2 separate regions of the Homo sapiens genome follow, and region 2 is linked to region 1. Evidence: chromatin loops called from intact Hi-C (ENCODE). Cell type or tissue: HCT116. All regions are shown on one strand. Links, peaks and the distances in the headings refer to the core of each region. The heading gives the core; the rest is flanking DNA. Region 1 has its middle 5.1 kb from the start of MIR3180-5. Region 2 overlaps MEIOB (meiosis specific with OB-fold).

What was found. Peaks named below come from ENCODE experiments on the same cell type or tissue, not always from the same donor. Only the 100,000 strongest peaks of a DNase experiment are listed, where the experiment ranks them.
Region 2: it touches region 1 in a loop (18-fold over the local background); 14 of 110 quality-filtered maps call a loop at or near these places.

The regions. Positions count from the first base shown.
Region 1 is chr16:2,136,661-2,145,760 of GRCh38, reverse strand. No RefSeq gene overlaps it. Among named protein-coding and RNA genes, the nearest start is that of MIR3180-5, 5.1 kb to the right of the region's middle. RefSeq lists an enhancer at 1,889-2,640. In HCT116, for the core only: a CTCF peak has its summit at 4,972 (motif pointing right); a DNase peak (open chromatin) is centred at 4,963; H3K27ac peaks cover 514 bases.
Region 2 is chr16:1,859,473-1,868,572 of GRCh38, reverse strand. MEIOB (meiosis specific with OB-fold) reads left to right here. Exons shown (of 14, transcript NM_001163560.3): 2 at 389-466; 3 at 2,738-2,795; 4 at 6,457-6,588; 5 at 8,098-8,170. The coding sequence starts at 398. Among named protein-coding and RNA genes, the nearest start is that of MEIOB, 8.1 kb to the left of the region's middle. In HCT116, for the core only: a CTCF peak has its summit at 4,730 (motif pointing left); a DNase peak (open chromatin) is centred at 4,752.

The DNA.
Region 1 (9,100 bases), core at 710-8,709:
GGACTGGCAGGAGGGGATGGATGGTGGAGCCTGTAGGCCTGGAGATGAGATTGATGGGGGTTGCAGTCACCCAGGGGAGGGATAATAGGAACAGAGAGGACCTTCAGGAAAGAAGCTGTAGGCCTGGAGGCAGGGAGGGGAGGGTCAGAGTCCATGCCCATGGGCAGAGACCAGTGGGATGCTGCAGTGGGTTAAAGATGGATTAAACCCCAGCACTTTGGGAGGCCGGGGCGGGCGGATCACCTGAGATCGGGAGTTCGAGACCAGCCTGGCCAACATGGAGAAACCCCGTCTCTACTAAAAATACAAAATTAGCCAGGTGTGGTGGCGGGCGCCTGTAGTCCCAGCTACTCAGGAGGCTGAGGCAGGAGAATCGCTTGAACCCAGGAGGCGGAGGTTGTGGTGAGCCGAGATCGCGCCATCGTACTCCAGCCTGGGCGACAAGAGCGAAACTTGGTCTCCACAAAAAAAAAAAAAAAAAAGGCCGGGCGCGGTGGCTCACGCCTGTAATCCCAGCAGCACTTTGGGAGGCCGAGGCAGGCAGACCACGAGGTCAGGAGATCAAGACCATCCTGGCTAACACAGTGAAACCCTGTCTCTACTAAAAATACAAAAAATTAGCCGGGTGTGGTGGCGGGCGCCTGTAGTCCCAGCTACTCGGGAGGCTGCGGCAGCAGAATGGCGTGAACCCGGGAGGTGGAACTTGCAGTGAGCGGAGATCGCACCACCACACTCCAGCCTGGGCGACGGAACAAGACTCCATCTCAAAAAACAACAACAACAACAACAAATAAAACTAGAAAAACTAGAACAGGCAGCCAGCGAGGGCAAGGCGGGGGCCGGCGAGGGCAAGGCGGGGGCCGGCGAGGGCAAGGCGGGGGCCGGCATGGTGGGAAAGTTCAGCAGGGAGGCCTTGGGATGTCCGGATTCTTGGCATCTTCAGACCTGGAGAAGAGAGGAGTCCTGTGGGCCAGGGCAGGTCCCTGAGACAGGGTCCGAGTTTGAGATGGGCCCTGGGAGCTGGGGGCGGAGAGTGAGGTCCGTGTTCCCCTGGGAGGGGTGCTACAGCCCCCCACCCTTCTGGTGCAGAGCTGGCTCTTCCAGGGAGGGGAAGGTCTCCACGGGTTCCTGTCCTCGAGCGGAGAGAGCGCCCTGGGTCTCCTTGGGGCCTTGCTCTGGGACTTTCGCTCCTGTTACCTTCTGACGGCCCGGCCCCCTGGCATCCTTACACCGTGCCCTCTAACTCCTGCCAGTTCCTTCTGACCGTCCTGGGTGTCTGGAAGGATGTGTGCTGTGAGCCCCCAGCCAAAACGACCCCTGGGAGCCATGGATCAGGACAGTCTCTTTCTGGCCCCCATTTTCCAGCCTCTTCCCTACACTCTGCCCCCAGAGTGGGGCCCTCGGGCTGGCCCTTGTGTGCCAGGAGAGGGGGCGCAGGCACGAGTGAGGCCTCCTCAGGCTTCCAGACTCTGCCTGGAGCCCCACCCTCAAGGGAGCCTGCCCTGGCTCCTCCTGCCCCACTTCTGGCTCCCTGGATGCTCTCCAGCCCTTCCCCAGCGGCTGCATGGCCGCTGTAGCAGCCTGGGAGCCTCCTGAGGACAGGGCCCTGTCCTGCCTACTCCTGTTCCCGCCAGGCACTCGAGCGAGAGCTCTGTGGCTGAGCAGCAGAGAGCTGGGTTGGACTTCAAGGGGCTCTTAGCAAGCCAGGGAGTGGCAAAGCCGCCACGGCCTGTGCCCCCAGGGCACCTCCCAAGACCCTCCTCTGGAGCTCAGCGGTCTGTGCCCTCCGCGGGGTCCCCGGCTTGCTATGTGCCCCTGGGCACGTGGCATTCCCTGTCTGGGCCTGCTCCCCTCTCCATGAAATGAGGGGGCAGGAGGAGCCGATCTCTGAGGTCCCTTCCAGCTCAAACACCTTATGTTCTATGAAATCCGTGTGAACGTTGCCATGGAGACGTTGGAGGAACTGCGGCAGCACTGAACGCAACTTCCACCCGAGAGAGGAGCACTGAGTCACCCCAGCACGTGGGTGACATCACAGGTAAGCTCTCTCCGGTGTCCAGGTGTGCAGCAGTCTGGTGTCCTCCTGAGAGGTCACCCCCCTTCAGCCTGCTCACCATGGTGGCCCTGAGGCCCTACCGGGTGGGTCGGGACAAACAGGTGTCCATCCCTGCCCGAATGGGGACCCTTTGTCTGTTGCCTGCAGACGTGACCACAGTGACTCAGGTGCTCCCAGACGGGAAGGCAGCAGAGGTGATCTGCCACACAGAAGATGAGCTAACGGGGGAGTCATGTGCGCCTCTGTGGCTGTCAGAGCAGTATCCTCACTCCTACGGAGCCAGTTGCCTGCTCTCAGCAGTGCTGGCTTCCTGCGCCTGAGCTGAGTGAGGGTGTCCGCTTAGCCATTGGAGGAGGCAGCATCAGGGCTCCTGGCTGCAGGCTCTCCCGGCAGCCTCAGAGTGACACACATGGCCTCACGGCAGGTGCAGGGATCCCTGTCGATGAACAAAACAGACCCCTGCGTAACCGTAACAATCACTGACTACCCCGGACTGCACCAAGTGCTTTCCTTGCAACGTTTCTCTCTTTTTTTTTTTGAGATGGAGTCTTGCTGTGTCACTCAGGCTGGAGTGCAATGGCGCCATCTCGATCTCGGCTCACTACAACCTCTGCCTCCCAGGTTCAGGCAATTCTCCTGCCTCAGCCTTCCGAGTAGCTGGGATTACAAGTGTCCACCACCACGCCCGGCTAATTTTTGTATTTTAGTAGAGACAGGGTTTCACCATGTTGGCCAGGCTGGTCTTGAACTCCTAACCTCAGGTGATCCACCCGCCTCGGCCTCCCAAAGTGCTGGGATTACAGGTGCCCACCACCACGCCTGGCTAATTGTTTTTTTTTTTTTTTTTTTTTTTTGAGACGGAGTCTGGCTCTCGCCCAGGCTGGAGTACAATGGTGCGATCTCGGCTCACTGCAAGTTCCACCTCCCGGGTTCACACCATTCTCCTGCCTCAGCCTCCCGAGTAGCTGGGACTACAGGTGCCCGGCACCACACCCGGCTAATTTTTGTTTTTGTATTTTAGTTGAGACAGGGTTTCACCGTGTTAGCCAGGATGGTCTGGATCTTCTGACCTCGTGATTCACCTGCCTCGGCTTCCCAAAGTGCTGGGATTACAGGCGTGAGCCACCGCACCCTGCCCTTTTTTTTTTTTTTTTTTTTTTGAGATAGGGTCTCACTCTGTTACCCAGACTGAAGTGCAGTGGTGCGGTTCCGACTCACTGTAGCCTTGAACTCTTGGGTTCAAGCAATCTTCCCACTTCAGTCTCCCAGCAATTTTTTAGTTTTTTTTATAGAGATGGGGGACTCACTATTGTCCAGGCTGGTCTTGAACTCCTGGGCTCAAGGGATCCTCCCGCCTTAGCCTCCCAAGATGTTGGGATTACAGGCGTCAGCCACCGCGCCCAGCCTTGTTTTGTAAGAGTCTAAATTAAATCACAATTATCTGATTCTTCCACATTTGATAGAACTTGTCCACAAAAAGATCTGGATTAAGTGTCTTTTCCTGACATGGCTTTTGATACGTTTTCAATGTGTTCTTTTGTTATTGGTCTATTTGGGGTTTTAATTTTTTCTAGAATTGGTTTTTACAGTTTGTAACATATAAGCATCCCATATAGATTTCAAAAATGTAGGCAAACAATTGCACATAATTTTCTTTTATAATTTTTAACTTTTTTCATCTCTGTGAATAAACCTTCATTCTTCATCTGAATGTCCCATATTTTCTTTTTCTCTCTCCTTTTCTCTCAGTCACACTTACCAGAAGTTTTTCCTAGAAAAATCTTAGCAACTATATCTATTAAATAGCTCGATTTTATTCATCAATTCTACTCTTTCTTTTTTTTTTTTTTTTTGAGGCCCAGCCTACTCTTTCTTTTAAAGTAACTAATTTCTGCTCTTTACTTTCTAATTTCCTTCCATCTTTTTTGGGGGGTTTATTTTACAGGTGTTTTTCTAGAATGTTGAAATAAATACTTAATTTATATATTGGTTTGATTCTTCATGCTAACTAATAAAAACAAGTGAAGTTATCCGTTTCTCTCCATGTATAACTTTGACTGCATCCCCATAGATTTTCTATGATGTTTGCTCATTACTATTCATTTCCTTTTTTTTTTTTTCCTTCTTTTTTGAGACAGAGTCTCGCTCTGTCACCCAGGCTGGAGTGCAGTGGCATGATCTCAGCTCACTGCAACCTCCACTTCCAGGGTTCAAGTAATTCTCCTGCCTCAGCCTCCCTAGAAGCTGGGATTACAGGCATGTGCCCCCACGCTCTGCTAATTTTTGTATTTTTAGTAGAGACAGGGTCTCACCATGTTGGCCAGGTTGGTCTTGAACTCCTGACCTCTGGTGATCCGCCTGGCTTGGCCTCCCAAAGTGCTAGGATTACAGTCATGAGCCACCCCACCCAGCCTATTCATTTCTATATGCTCTACTTTTTATTTATTTATTTTTTGAGACACGGTCTCACTCTGTTGCCCAGGTTGGAGTGCAGTGGCACGATCTCAGCACACTGCAACCTCCCCATCCCGGGTTCAAGCGATTCTCCTGCCTCAGCCTCCCAAGTAGCTGGGAATACAGGCCTGCATCCCCACACCCAGCTAATTTTTGTATTTTTGGTAGAGATGGGGTTTTGCGATGTTGGCCAGGCTGGTCTTGAACTCCTGACCTCAAGTGATCCACCCACCTCGGCCTCCTGTAGTGCTGGGATTACAGGCGTGAGCCACCGCACCCAGTCCATGATTTCCATCTTTACCTTTCAGTGATCTGGGCTGTCAGGGTGTCCAGCTGTCCTGTGACCCTCTGCGGATGGTTCTTCCGGCCTCTCTACTCAGGTGGGAGTCCCTGAATTAGGCTGTGCTTGTGGGAGCTTCAGTTTTGATCTGGTTTCAAGATTTGATGCAGTGAGCAAGTGAAAGTACCCAAGAGAGCCTCTAGGGGGCGGTGGTGTTTAAGGCCACGTTCTTTTTTTTCTTTTCTTTTCTTTTCTTTTTTTTTTTGAGATGGAGTCTACCTTTGTCACCAGACTGGAGCGCAGTGGCGCGATCTCGGCTCACTGCAACCTCCACCTCCTGGGTTCAAGCTATTCTCCTGCCTCAGCCTCCCGAGTAGCTGGGATTACAGGCACACACCGCCACACCCAGCTAATTTTTGTATTTTTAGTAGAGACAGGGTTTCACCACGTTGGCCAGGATGGTCTCCATCCCCTGACCTGGTGATCCACTCACCTCGGCCTCCCAAAGTACTGGGATTACAGGCGTGAGCCACCGCGTCCGGCCAAAGGCCACGTTCTTATCTAAGCTTTTCCTCTGACCTTGCCTAACATCTGTAATGCCAAAATAGTTAACACGCCCTGTTTTGTGTACAATACAGCTTATTAACTGTGCTACTCAAAGTCTCTATATCTTTACTGACATAAAAAAATTGTCTCTTTGGCCGGGTACGGTGGCTCACGCTTGTAATCCCAGCACTTTGGAAGGCCGAGGCAGGTGGATCACTTGAAGCCAGGAGTTAGAGACCAACCTGGCCAGCATGGTGAAACCCTGTCTCTACTAAAATTACAAAAATTAGCCAGGTGTGGTGGTGCACGCCTGTAATCTCAGCTACTCAGGAGGCTGAGGCACGAGAATCACTTGAACCTGGGAGGCAGATGTTGTGGTGAGCTGAGATCGTGCCACTGCACTCCAACATCCTGGGCAACAGAGCGAGATTCTGTTTCAAAAGAAAAAAAAAATTGTCTCTCTCTCTTTCTTTTTTTTTTTAGACAGGATCTCACTCTGTCATGTAGGCTGGAGTGCAGTGGTGCCATCATGGCTTACTGCAGCCTTGACCTTCTGGGCTCAAGTGAGCCTCCCACCTCATCCTCCCAAATAACTGGGACCACAGGCGAGCTCCGCTATGCCTGGCTAATTTTTTGTTTGTATTTTTTGTAGAAATGGGGTCTCTTGGCTGGGCGCGGTGGCTCACACCTGTAATCCCAGCACTTTGGGAGGCCAAGGCGGGTGGATCACGAGGTCAGGAGATCGAGACCATCCTGGCTAACACGGTGAAACTCTGTCTCTACTAAAAATACAAAAAATTCTCCGGGCGTGGTGGCGGGCGCCTGTAGTCCCATCTACTCGGGAGGCGAGGCAGGAGAACGGCGTGCGCCCGGGAGGCGGAGCTTGCAGTGAGCCGAAATCGCGCCACTGCACTCCAGCCTGGGTGGCAGAGCGAGACTCCGTCTCAAAAAAAGAAAAAACAACAAACAAAAAAAAAGAAATGGGGTCTCTCTGTGTTGTCCAGGCTGGCCTCAGTGATCCTCCTTCCTTGGCCTCCCAAAGTTCTGGGATTACAGGCATGAACCACTGTGTCCAGACAAAAATTGATCTGTAAACTTTTTGAGACAGCATCTCACCCTGTTCCCCAGGCTGGAGTGCAGTGGTGTGATCATGGCTCACTGCAGCGTCAACCTCCTGGGTCTACTTGATCCTTCTTCGAGGGAAGGTGTAATAAACCCTCCTGCAATGTCTTTGTTTTTCAAAATCTTTGTATTTCACAGTTTAGCTTCGTGGGTTGATGTTCTATTTTGTTTTTGTGTGTGTGTGTGTGTGTTTTGTGTTTTTTTTTGAGACACAGTCTTGCTCTTGTTGCCCAGGCTGGAGTGCAATGGTGTGATCTTGGCTCACTGCAACTTCCACCTCTTGGGTTCAAGAGATTCTCCTGCCTCAGCCTTCCGAGTAGCTAGGATTACAGGCGCCGCCACCACACCCCGCTAATTTTGTATTTTTAGTAGAGATGGGGTTTCTCCATATTGGTCAGGCTGGTCTCAAACTCCCGACCTCAGGTGATCCGCCCACCTCAGCCTCCCAAAATGCTGGGATTACAGGCGTGAGTCACCGCACCTGGCCAATGTTCTATTTTTGAGAACACAACAGTTCATAATATATTCTACATAGACCATACCTGTTATGTGTAGATAAACAGACTCTTTTCCCATTTAACACCTTTTGCCTTAGGTTTATTTTTCTGGTATCAATACTGGCACACTTACTTTGTTTGCAGTTTCCTGTCTTTTTTTTTTTTTTTTTTTTTTTTGAGACAGAGTCTCACTCTGTCACCCAGGCTGGAGTGAAGTGGCGGGATCTCGGCTCACTGCAACCTCTACCTCCTGGGTTCATGCGATTCTCCTGCCTCAGCTTCCCGAATAGCTGAGACCACAACTGTGTGCCACCATGCCCAGCCAATTTTTGTATTTTTAGTAGACACGGGGTTTCACCATACTGGCCAGGATGGCTCAATCTCTTGACCTCGTGATCCACCTGCCTCCGCCTCCCAAAGTGCTGGGATTACAGGCATGAGCCACTGTGCCTGGCCTTTTTTTTTCTTTTTGAGATGGAGTCTCACTCTGTCACCCAGGCTGGAGTGCAGTGGGGTAACCTCAGGTCACTGCGACCTCCGCCTCCCGGGTTCCAGTGATTCTCCTGCCTCAGCCTCCCGAGTAGCTGGGATTACAGGCACCCACCACCATGCCTGGCTAATTTTTGTATTTTTAGTAGAGACGGGGTTTTGCCACGTTGGCCAGGTTGGTCTCGAACTCTTGGCCTCATGTGACCCGCCTGCCTTGGCCTCCCAAAGTGCTGGGATTACAGGTGTGAGCCACTGTGCCTGGCCTGGCTTTCTTGTTTCTTTTCTCCTCTTCTAGTTTCCCCCTTTTAGGCTAACAATTATTCACTGTTAATAAAAACCCTCAGGTCTGTATTTTATCAAGAAACATTTCCCTCACGTCTTCTTCCCTGAACCAAACAAGATCTCTGGCACATTTTATTTGCTCTGTCTCACCACATGGATTTTGTTTTTTTGTTTCTTTGTTTTTTGAGATGGAGTCTCACTCTTGTTGCCCAGGCTGGAGTGCCATGGCACAATCTCAGCTCACTGCAACCTCCACCTCCTGGGTTCAAGCGATTCTCCTGTCTCAGCCTCCTGAGTAGCTGGGATTACAGGCGCGTGGCACCACCCCCAGCTAATTTTTGTATTTTTAGTAGAGACGGGGTTTCACCATGTTGGTCAGGCTGGTCTCGAACTCCTGACCTTGTGATCTGCCCACCTTGGCCTCCCAAAGTGCTGGGATTACAGGCATGAGCCACCACGCCCGGCCCCCATGGTTTTTCAAATAGTTTAGAATTTCATTTCCAGGTAACTAATTTGCTTCTTTAAACATATGTCTTTTCTATTTAAGAAATCCTTTCTAAACAATTGCATTTTATTCCACAACCGCCTTCAAACAATCATTGAGACTTGGTTAATCTGTTTTGCTCATTTGGCAGCAGTTTCTTGTGGCTGTTTCTTCCCTCCACTGGAGTCCTTGAATCTTAAGTCTGTCATTTGACTGCAATTAAAAGCTGGGTTTGGAATACAATCGCAGCCTTACCATCCACCTGCTGTGTGACCTGGTAAATTTCTTTTTTTTTTTTTGAGACGGAGTCTTGCTCTGTTGCCCAGGCTGGAGTGCAGTGGCACAACCTCTGCCTCCCAGGTTCAAGCGATTCTATTGCCTCAGGCTCCCTAGTAGCTGGGATTATAGGTGCCTGCCACCATGCCCAGCTGATTTTTGTATTTTTAGTAGAGATGAGGTTTCACCATGTTGGCTAGGCTGGTCTCGAACTTCTGATCTTGTGATCTGCCCGCCTCGGCCTCCCAAAGTGCTGGGATTACAGGCATGAGCCACCACTCCCAGCCAGTTCTTTTTTTCTTTTTTCCATTTTTTTTTTTTTCGAGACAGGATCTTACTCTTTTGCCCAGGCGGGAGTGCAGTGGCACAATCACGGCTCAGCGCAGCCACTGCCTACTGGGCTCACACGCTCCTCCGGCCTCAGCCTCTCGAGTACCTGGGACTACAAGCGTGAGCCAGTTTGGCTAATTTTGGCTAATTTTTGTAGAAACGGGGTCTCGCCATGTTGGCCAGGCTGGTCTCCAACTCCTGGACTCAAGGGATCCACCTTCCTCCCCCTCTCAAAGTTCTGGGATTACCGGAGTGAGCCACTGTGCCCTGCTGGCAAATTTCTT
Region 2 (9,100 bases), core at 329-8,328, 280 kb after region 1:
ATAATATTTTATTTTATTTTATTTTATTTTGTTTTATTTATTTTTGAGACAGAGTCTCGCTCTGTTGCCCAGGCTGGAGTGCAGTAGTGCGATCTCGGCTCAGTGCAACCTCTGCCTCCCAGGTTCAAGCACTTCTTCCTGCCTCAGCCTCCTGAGTAGCTGGGATTACTGGTGCCCGCTACCACGTGAGGTTTCGCCATGATGGCCAGGCTGGTCTTGAACTCCTGACCTCAGGTGATCCATCCACTTCAGCCTCCCAAAGTGCTGGGATTACAGGTATGAGCCACCATGTCCGGCCCTAAATAAGATTTTAAACTCTTGGAATTTTTTAAATGATTTATTTCATTTATTCAATTTATATATCTAAATTATATTTTCTAAAATGCAGATTAAAAAAATGGCAAACTCCTTTGCAGCGAGGATTTTCACTACCCTTTCAGATCTGCAGACAAATATGGCTAATCTGGTAGGTTTCAATAATGTGGTGATTTGCTTACTGATGACATTTTATGTGATAACATTACATCAATGTTATTGATTCATTCAACACATGCTTTTATAATTGGCAAGTATATAGATACTCATTGCATTGGTATAATTGTTAGATATTAAGTATACCTAAATTTCTTTGTATTTATGCCACCTAGATGAAAATTAATCTTTGTGTGTAGAGTAGAAGATATGATTGTAGATTTGACTAGTAATTGTTCAAAATGATCAATAGATGTATTATTTTACTTAATATTTTATAAAGTGAAAAATTTAATAAATGCTCAAATTTAGCATTGTAAAATTAAACCAGGCCAGGCACAGTGGCTCATGTCTGTAATCCCAGCACTTTGGGAGGCTGAGGCAGCTGGATCACCTGAGGTTGGGAGTTTGAGACCAGCCTGATCAACATGGAGAAACCCCATCTCTACTAAAAATACAAAATTAGCTGGGTGTGGTGGCTCATGCCTGTAATCCCAGGTACTCAGGAGGCTGAGGCAGGAGAATCGCTTGAAGCCAGAAGGCGGTCTCAGTGAGCCGAGATCGCACCATTGCACTCCAGCCTGGGCAACAAGAGCAAAACTCTTCTGAAAAAAAAAAAAAAAAAAAAAAAAAAAAAAATTAAACCATTTTGTTCAGCAGTAGCAATTTTCTGACCAAATTATCCAATTTATGGTCTAAGTACTTGACATTATGCTGCTTTTATGATATAGGTTTATAACATGTGTGTTTTCTACAATGATGATGTGAAAATTGACTCTTTGAGTAGGAGTTATAGGGGAATTCAATGATTTTGAACACATCTCGACTGTTACTTACTTAAAAGAAAACTAAGTGGAATCATCTTATAAGTTAAAGAACTTATTGTAAAGCAGCTACCACACACCCTTACCTTCCCTGCCCCTGAGCACTCTGCTATTTATATTTTGCTTTTGCAAACTAGATTTCTTACAATGGGATACATTTACATATAACTTTAATAATTTAAAATTTTAAAATATTAAAAAATAACAATTGTTGTTATAGTTTTTCTTGAAAGGTAAACTATTTGCTAATAATGGTCTCTTCAGATAGAAAGTTTTACTCAACATTTCCATTAATTGGATTTTCCAACAAAATTCAGTGAGATCTGCAAGTATAAGGAATTGAAGAAATAATATCAATGTGTCTAAATAAGCAATAAAGCTAGCTAATAGCTCAGCTAGAATGTAGGAGTCTTAAAAGCCTGATTGTAATTTAAATGTCAAGATTATTGTAAGGTTAAAATCAGTTGCTGCAATTAGCAAAATAAGTTTAGTTTTTTTCCTTTCAGAAAAGGTATTCATTTTTATTTTTTATTATTTTTTTTTTATTTTTATTTTTTGCGATGGAGTCCTGCTCTGTTGCCCAGGCTGAAGTGCAATAGTGGGATCTAAGCTCACTGCAACCTGTGCCTCTGGGTTCAAGCGATTCTCCTGCCTCAGCCTCGCGAGTAGCTGGGATTACAGGCACCCACCACCACACCTGGCTAATTTTTTGTATTTTTAGTAGAGATGGAGTTTCACCATGTTGGTCAGACTGGTCTCAAACTCATGACCTCAGGTGACCCACCCGCCTCAGCCTCCCAGAGTGCTGGGATTACACGTGTGAGCCAACACACCCGGCCCATTTTTATTTCTTAAAACACATTTAAAATTTTTCTTCAGTAGTCACTAAAGAGAACATTAAACATTTTGAGGAGATGTTAATATCTCTAAGTTTTAAGATCTAGGACTTTAGAATTTAGATTTATTAGCAGCAAAATATAAGTTTTGTTACAGTCTAATTTATATTACTGTCCAGCATGTTTGGATTAAGAAGCTAAGTGATTTTATGTGGATTGTTAGAAAACCCTATATAAAGGAAAGCTTTGAAGACTGTGGCAAATTAAATTGCATTATACATGTGCTTTGGATGAATTCAGTAAGGATTGATAGCATAGGGCAGTTATTATGCTCCATCTGGTGATTGAAAATAAAGTAGAAATATGCTAAGTATTAAATGATTATATTTGTAATAGTAGTTAACTTTTGGATTACTTTATACTATTCCTTGTGGAATTGAACATTTATGAACTTCTTTTAGATGTTTGCCTGGAATAAATACATTTAAATGGTTCCTAGTCAGAAATGTTTGTTAGAGCCAGTAAAGTATAACAAGCCCATGAAATTAAATTTATCAAGTACATCTGTGTTTAATATTGGTCTTCTGTGACCTTTTTGTTTTTCAGAAAGTTATCGGTATAGTTATTGGGAAAACAGATGTCAAAGGCTTTCCAGACAGAAAAAGCTGAGTTCTGTTTAACTCTTGGTTTCATTTTTCATCAACTTTGGCTTATGACTACAACAAAGTATATTGAAGTGATTAATTTTTCTATGCCTGTTTAACTCCTTAAGAGCAATGGTCATGCTCTCTATTGGATGGTCAAGTACCTGATTCAAGGCTTTCTCTCTCCCTCCCTCCCACATTCTCTCTCTCTCTCTATATATATGTATACATACACACATATGTGTATATATGTTTATGTGTATACACACACGTGTGTATGTGTGTGCATGTGTATGTGTGTGTATGTGTGTACACGTGTGTGTATATATGTATATTTGAGTACATGTGTTCTCTCTTTTTTTTTTTGAGATGGAGGCTCGCTCTGTCACTCAGGCTGGAGTGCAATGGCACGATCTCGACTCACTGCAACCTCTGCCTCCTGGGTTCAATCGATTCTCCTGCTTCAACCTCCCGAGTAGCTGGAATTACAGGCACATGCCATCATGCCCAGCTAATTTTTGTATTTTTAGTAGAGATGGGGTTTCACCATTTTGGCCAGGCTGGTCTTGAACTCCTGACCTCAAGTGATCTCCCTGCCTCGGCCTCCCAAAGTGCTGGAATTACAGGTGTGAGCCACCATGCCCAGCCCCTGGTTGATTTAAAAAAAACAAAAATTTGTAGAGACAGAGTCTTGCTCTGTTGCCCAGGCTGGTCTCAAACTCCTGGGCTCAAGTGATCATCCCACCTCATCCTCCTAGAGTGATCAGATTACAGGCATGATGCTTTTATCTTTAAGGTAAATAACCAAGCTGTCATCTGGTACCCATATCATTTGTGCCTGCACTTTATTTCATCTTAACTAATTAGATCAGAAATACTAAATAAATAGTTTGAGGAAGTCTATATCTCCTTTTACCAAATTTCAGAAGGCATCACTTAAAATGTGTGAATTAGAAAAAAGTAGTTATTAAAATACTTGCTAAAATTATAAAAATGAAATACACGGTTTTTTGCCAGGCACAGTGGTCACGCCTGTAATCCCAGCAGTTTGGGAGGCTGAGGTGGGCGGATCACCTGAGGTCAGGAGTTTGGGACCAGCCTAACCAACATGTAGAAACCCCCTCTCTACTAAAAATACAAAATTAGTCAGGCATGGTGGCAGGCGCTTGTATTCCCAGCTACTCGGGAGGCTGAGGCAGGAGAATCGCTTGAACCTGGGAGGCGCAGGTTGCAGTGAGCCAAGATCACGCCATTGCACTCCAGCCTGGGCAGCAAGAGTGAAACTCTGTCTCAAAAAAAAAAAAAAAAAAGAAAAGAAAAAGAAATTCACAGTTTTTCACCTATCAGACTGTGAGGGAAGGAGAAAAACTTCTGTGTTGTTTGACTTCTTTTTATGATGACATCTGTGGTATTCCTTTTTTGGAAGAAGTATGCTTACTGACTTAAAACATTGTACATATAACATTATATTTGTATCAAAAATTCCAGCAGTACCAAAGGTCACAGATTTGAAAAGTGAAATTCCCCTTTCAGCTCCTCACTCTTGCCATCCTAGTCCTCTCCCCAGAGGTAAACACTAATAGACAGTTCAGAATATGTCTATAATTTACATGTATGTTGAGTTATATTACTTTTTTTAAAAATTTGAGATAGGGTCTTGCTCTGTCACTCAGCCTGGAGTGCAGCAATGTGAATACAGCTCACTGCAGCCTCAACCCTGGGCTCAAGTGGTCTTCCTGCCTCAGCCTCGCATGTAGCCCAGACAGGTCCATGCTACTATGCCTGAATAATTTTTGGAGTTTTTGTAGAGACAGAGGGTCTCACTTTGTTGCCCAGTCTCGAACTCCTTGGCTGAAGCAATCTTACCCCCTTGGCCTCCCAAGGTGCCGGGATTATAGGCAGGAGCAACTGCGCCCAGCCAGGTTGTAATTTTTAATTAGCAAAACCAATATGAAATTTCTATTTTGGAAAAAAAGTATTTGCTGACCCCTAGTGGTCCTCATTAAGTAGCACATAATTTGTTTTGAAATAACTTATTTTAATTATTTTTAAAATTTATTTTTTTTTTTTTTGAGACAGGGTCTCACTCTGTTCTTCCCCACCTCTACTAAAAAACCTTGTCTCATCAGGCACGGTGGCTCATGCCAGCACTTTGGGAGGCTGAGGCAGGCAGATCACGAGGTCAGGAGTTCGAGACCAGCATGGCCAACATGGTGAAACCCCGTCTCTACTAAAAGTACAAAATTAGCCAGGCATGGTGGCAGGCGCCTGTAGTCCCAGCTACTTGGGAGGGTGAGGCAGGAGAATTGCTTGAACCCAGGAGGCAGAGGTTGCTGTGAGCTGAGATCGCGCCATTGCACTCCAGCCTGGGTAACAAGAGCGAAACTCCGTCTCAAAAACAAACAAAAACGAAACCCGTTTTTACTAAAAAAAAAACAAAAAACAAAAATTAGCCTGGCATGGTGGTGTGCGTCTGTAGCCCCAGCTGCTCAGGAGGCTGAGTCCCAGCTGCTGGGAGGCAGGGGTTGCAGTGAGCCGAGAGATCGCGTCACTGAACTCCAGCCTGGGTGTACATTTCATGAACACCCTGAACTCATTCTTCCCAGGCTGGAGTGCAGTGGTGCATTCAAAGCTCACCGCACACTTAAACTGGGCTCAAGCAACCTTTCCTCCTCAGCCTCCCAAGTAGCTGAGACTAAAGATGAGTGCCACCACTAATTTTAAAATTTTCTGTAGAGATGGTGTCCTTCTATGTTGCCCAGGCTGGTTTTGAACTCCAGGCCTCAAGTGATTCTCCTACCTCACCTCCCAAAGTCCTGGGATCACAGGGGTAAGCTGTTGTGCCTGGCCAATTTTTATTTTTATTTTATTATTATTTATTTATTTATTTTTGAGACAAGAGTTTTTCTCTTGTCACCCAGGCTGGATCTCGGCTCACTGCAACCTCCGCCTCCTGGGTTCAAGCGATTCTCCTGCCTCAGCCTCCCGAGTAGCTGGGATTACAGGCGCCCACCACCACGCCTGGCTAAGTTTTGTATTTTTAGCAGAGACAGGGTTTCACCATGTTGGCCAGACTGGTCTTGAACTAACCTCAGGTGATCCACCCGCCTCGGGCTCCCAAAGTGTTAGGATTACAGGCGTGAGCCATTGCGCCCGGCCTATTTTTACTTTTATTTTTGGGACGGGGTCTTGCTCTGTTGCCCAGGCTGGAGAGCAGTGGGGCAATCACAGTTCGCTGAAGCCTTGAACTTTTGGGCTTAAGCAGTCATTCTGCTTCATCCTCCTAAGTAGCTGGGACTGAAATAACTATTTAGATCTGAATTATGACTTAGGTTGAAACAACAGTAAGAGAGAAAAGGAGAACCTAAGGTAATACCTGGATGGCTCAAGTTTACATGTTTTTCCCTCCAAATACACAGATCACCAGGGAAGGGAGCAAGGGGGCAACCTGTTACCACTTCAGCTTGAAATTCATAGAAGCATGTTATAGAATATACATCTGAAAGAACATTTTGTACTATGTATTTGAGTATTTTTATTATCATAATCAATAGTTATTTGATTAAACAAATAATCATTTGTTTATAATTGAAATGAAACTTTTCATGTAACACTTATCAAAAGGCAGAGAAGCGATTGAAACTCTTCATTTGAAAAATAAAAGCATTGGTTTTCCCTTAGATATTGGATCAGAAAGGTACACTTTCAGCTTCACCATTCGGGATTCACCAGCACATTTTGTAAATGCAGCTTCCTGGGGCAATGAAGATTACATCAAGTCTCTTTCTGACAGCTTTAGGGTTGGTGACTGTGGTAAGTTGGCATTGATTCTTAAACTTTTTCCATCATAGTGTTATTCCTGTGGTATGTTTATGGTAACTATACTGAAGGAGTTGAAATGAGACACAGTTCGTAATTCTCAAGAACTTTATCAGAAAAAGTCAAGTGTTAAGAGTATAATGCAGTGGGGCACGGTGGCTCATGCCTGTAATCCCAACACTTTGGGAGGCTGAGGTGGGTGGATTGCGTGAGTTCAGGAGTTCGAGACCAGCCTGAGCAACATGGCAAGACCCCATTTCTACAAAAAATTAGCTGGGTGTGGTGGCGTGGGCCTGTAGTACCAGCTACTAAGGAGGCTGAAGCAGGAGGGTGGCTTGAGCCCTGGAGGTGGAGGTTGCAGCGAGCCAACATCGTACCTCTGCACTCCAGCCTGAGTCACAGAGTAAGACCCTGTCTCAAAAAAAAAAAAAAAAAAAAAAAAAGACTGCAATGCGAGGCATTCAGAATGTTATTTGAAGCATACAAATGTGATAGTTATATTTTTACTAAATAACCTTACTGTCTTTGGTTTATTACATATTTCAATTTGCACCAACCCATTTTATTGTTATAATTGGTTATCTTTCTATAGACATATAATACAGCCACTGAATATATTTTGATAAAAGTTGACATTTGACCACTGAATAGATTTTGATAAAAACTGATATTTAAATTGTTAATGGGATTTTAAGGAACTTTACTTTTAGTTGAAATACCAAATCTTTTACATCTACTCACCCCAGTATCTCTTTGACAGAACAGCCTCATATAGTAGGAAGAACAGGAGACTTTGAAAACACAGAGGTCTAGATTCAAATCCCAGTTCCAACATTGACTTACATCATGGCTTTGAGAAAATTTCTTAATCTTGTTGGGTCTCAACTATGAAATAATACCTCATTAGGTTCTTGTAAATATTAAATGAGATGGTGTACCTAGTATAACGTGTGGAACTTAGTCACTCAACAGATAACTTTTATGAGCCCTAGCCTCATAAAAGGAACAAGAAAGCATGTATACTAGTTCTTCACGATAGAAAAAGAGAAAAGAGTAATGCAGGTAATGAAAACACTCCTCTTTAATACTGTGGTCTCAAGCAGCTGACTCCCCATACCGGTTATTTAGAACCTAATCATATATTGCCTTGTATTGTTAACTTTCAGGACAATGTATGGTATCTCTCTAGTTGAATAATAGGGTCATTGAACATATGGACTATGAAGGCAGAAAGCTTCACAAACTTCATAGGGCCCAGTATAGCTATAGACATCCCTTGAATAAATGCTGGAATATTAGTTACATATGGAGATAAAGATTTCAATTTTGACATCTCAGTATCAAAATATGTTATATGTTGATGATGGAGAAGATGAATGAGGTGAGGAATTTTTAAAGCCTAGAGTCGATGATGATCATAAATTAAACAGGATGTTATTTAGGATGTTAGTGTTTATCTTGTTACTGTTTTGTAATATCATCATACTTTGCCCTCTGTTTTAGTGATAATTGAAAATCCTCTGATCCAAAGAAAGGAAATAGAAAGAGAAGAAAAATTCAGCCCTGCAACTCCTAGGTAAGCATCTGTCTAGCACAGAGATTGTGCGAGAATGATCATTACTAATAATGTTGTATCAGATTAGCAGAGATCTTACTAAAAGTGTTCTGTTTCTATTTCAATAAAAATGAGGAGTTTAATTTTCTCTTACAAAATTCATCTTTGATTATGACATAATTTACTTTGATACAGAGTCACATGATAAATGGCTTTGGTTTTAGTACTTTGATTCTCATTCTTAGATTTACAAAAATTTGACTTTGTCATGTTAAAACTGAATGAGGAGAAAAGATAAACTTTGGAAATTACATCTGTCTTTTTTCATGTCAAGGTATCCTTCTACTCACAGGCTTACCATCTTAGGGCAGATTCCTTCGAAGCAGAGCTTGAGAGGAGGACTCTTGTGGGAGTGGTTGGTTGAGGGTGAGCTCTCAGGGGAACCCTGCGAGGATAGACCAGGAAGCAGCTGAGCAGAGAAGTGGGTTCACCTGGAGCCTCAGCAGGAGCCGGGAGGGAGCTCTGGAGTGGGAGTGGCCCCTTAGAGCAGTGCCCTGGCTGTAGTCCATCCACTCCCCAAACCCGCAGGATGGGGCGGGGCATCAGCTCAAAGGCGGGTCTGGCAGTTCTGGAGAGAAGGGTGTAGCTGTGCCCTGTACCAGCCTGTAAAGGGCTCTTGGTGGGCACAGCAGTCTACAGCATTTACACTCGCATCAACTGTGACCCGTTCCCACCTTCTTTTCTGACCTCATCTTATGCCAGACTCTCAAGCCTCATTTCTCTGTAGCCACAGTGAATTTCTTTATATTTCATGAACACCGTGAACTCATTCTGCACTAAGAACGTTTGTATTTCCTTTTATTTTTATTTTTTATTTTTTACTGAGACAGAGTCCCACTCTGTTGCCCAGGCTGGAGTGCAGTGGCACGATCTCGGCTCACTGTAACCTCT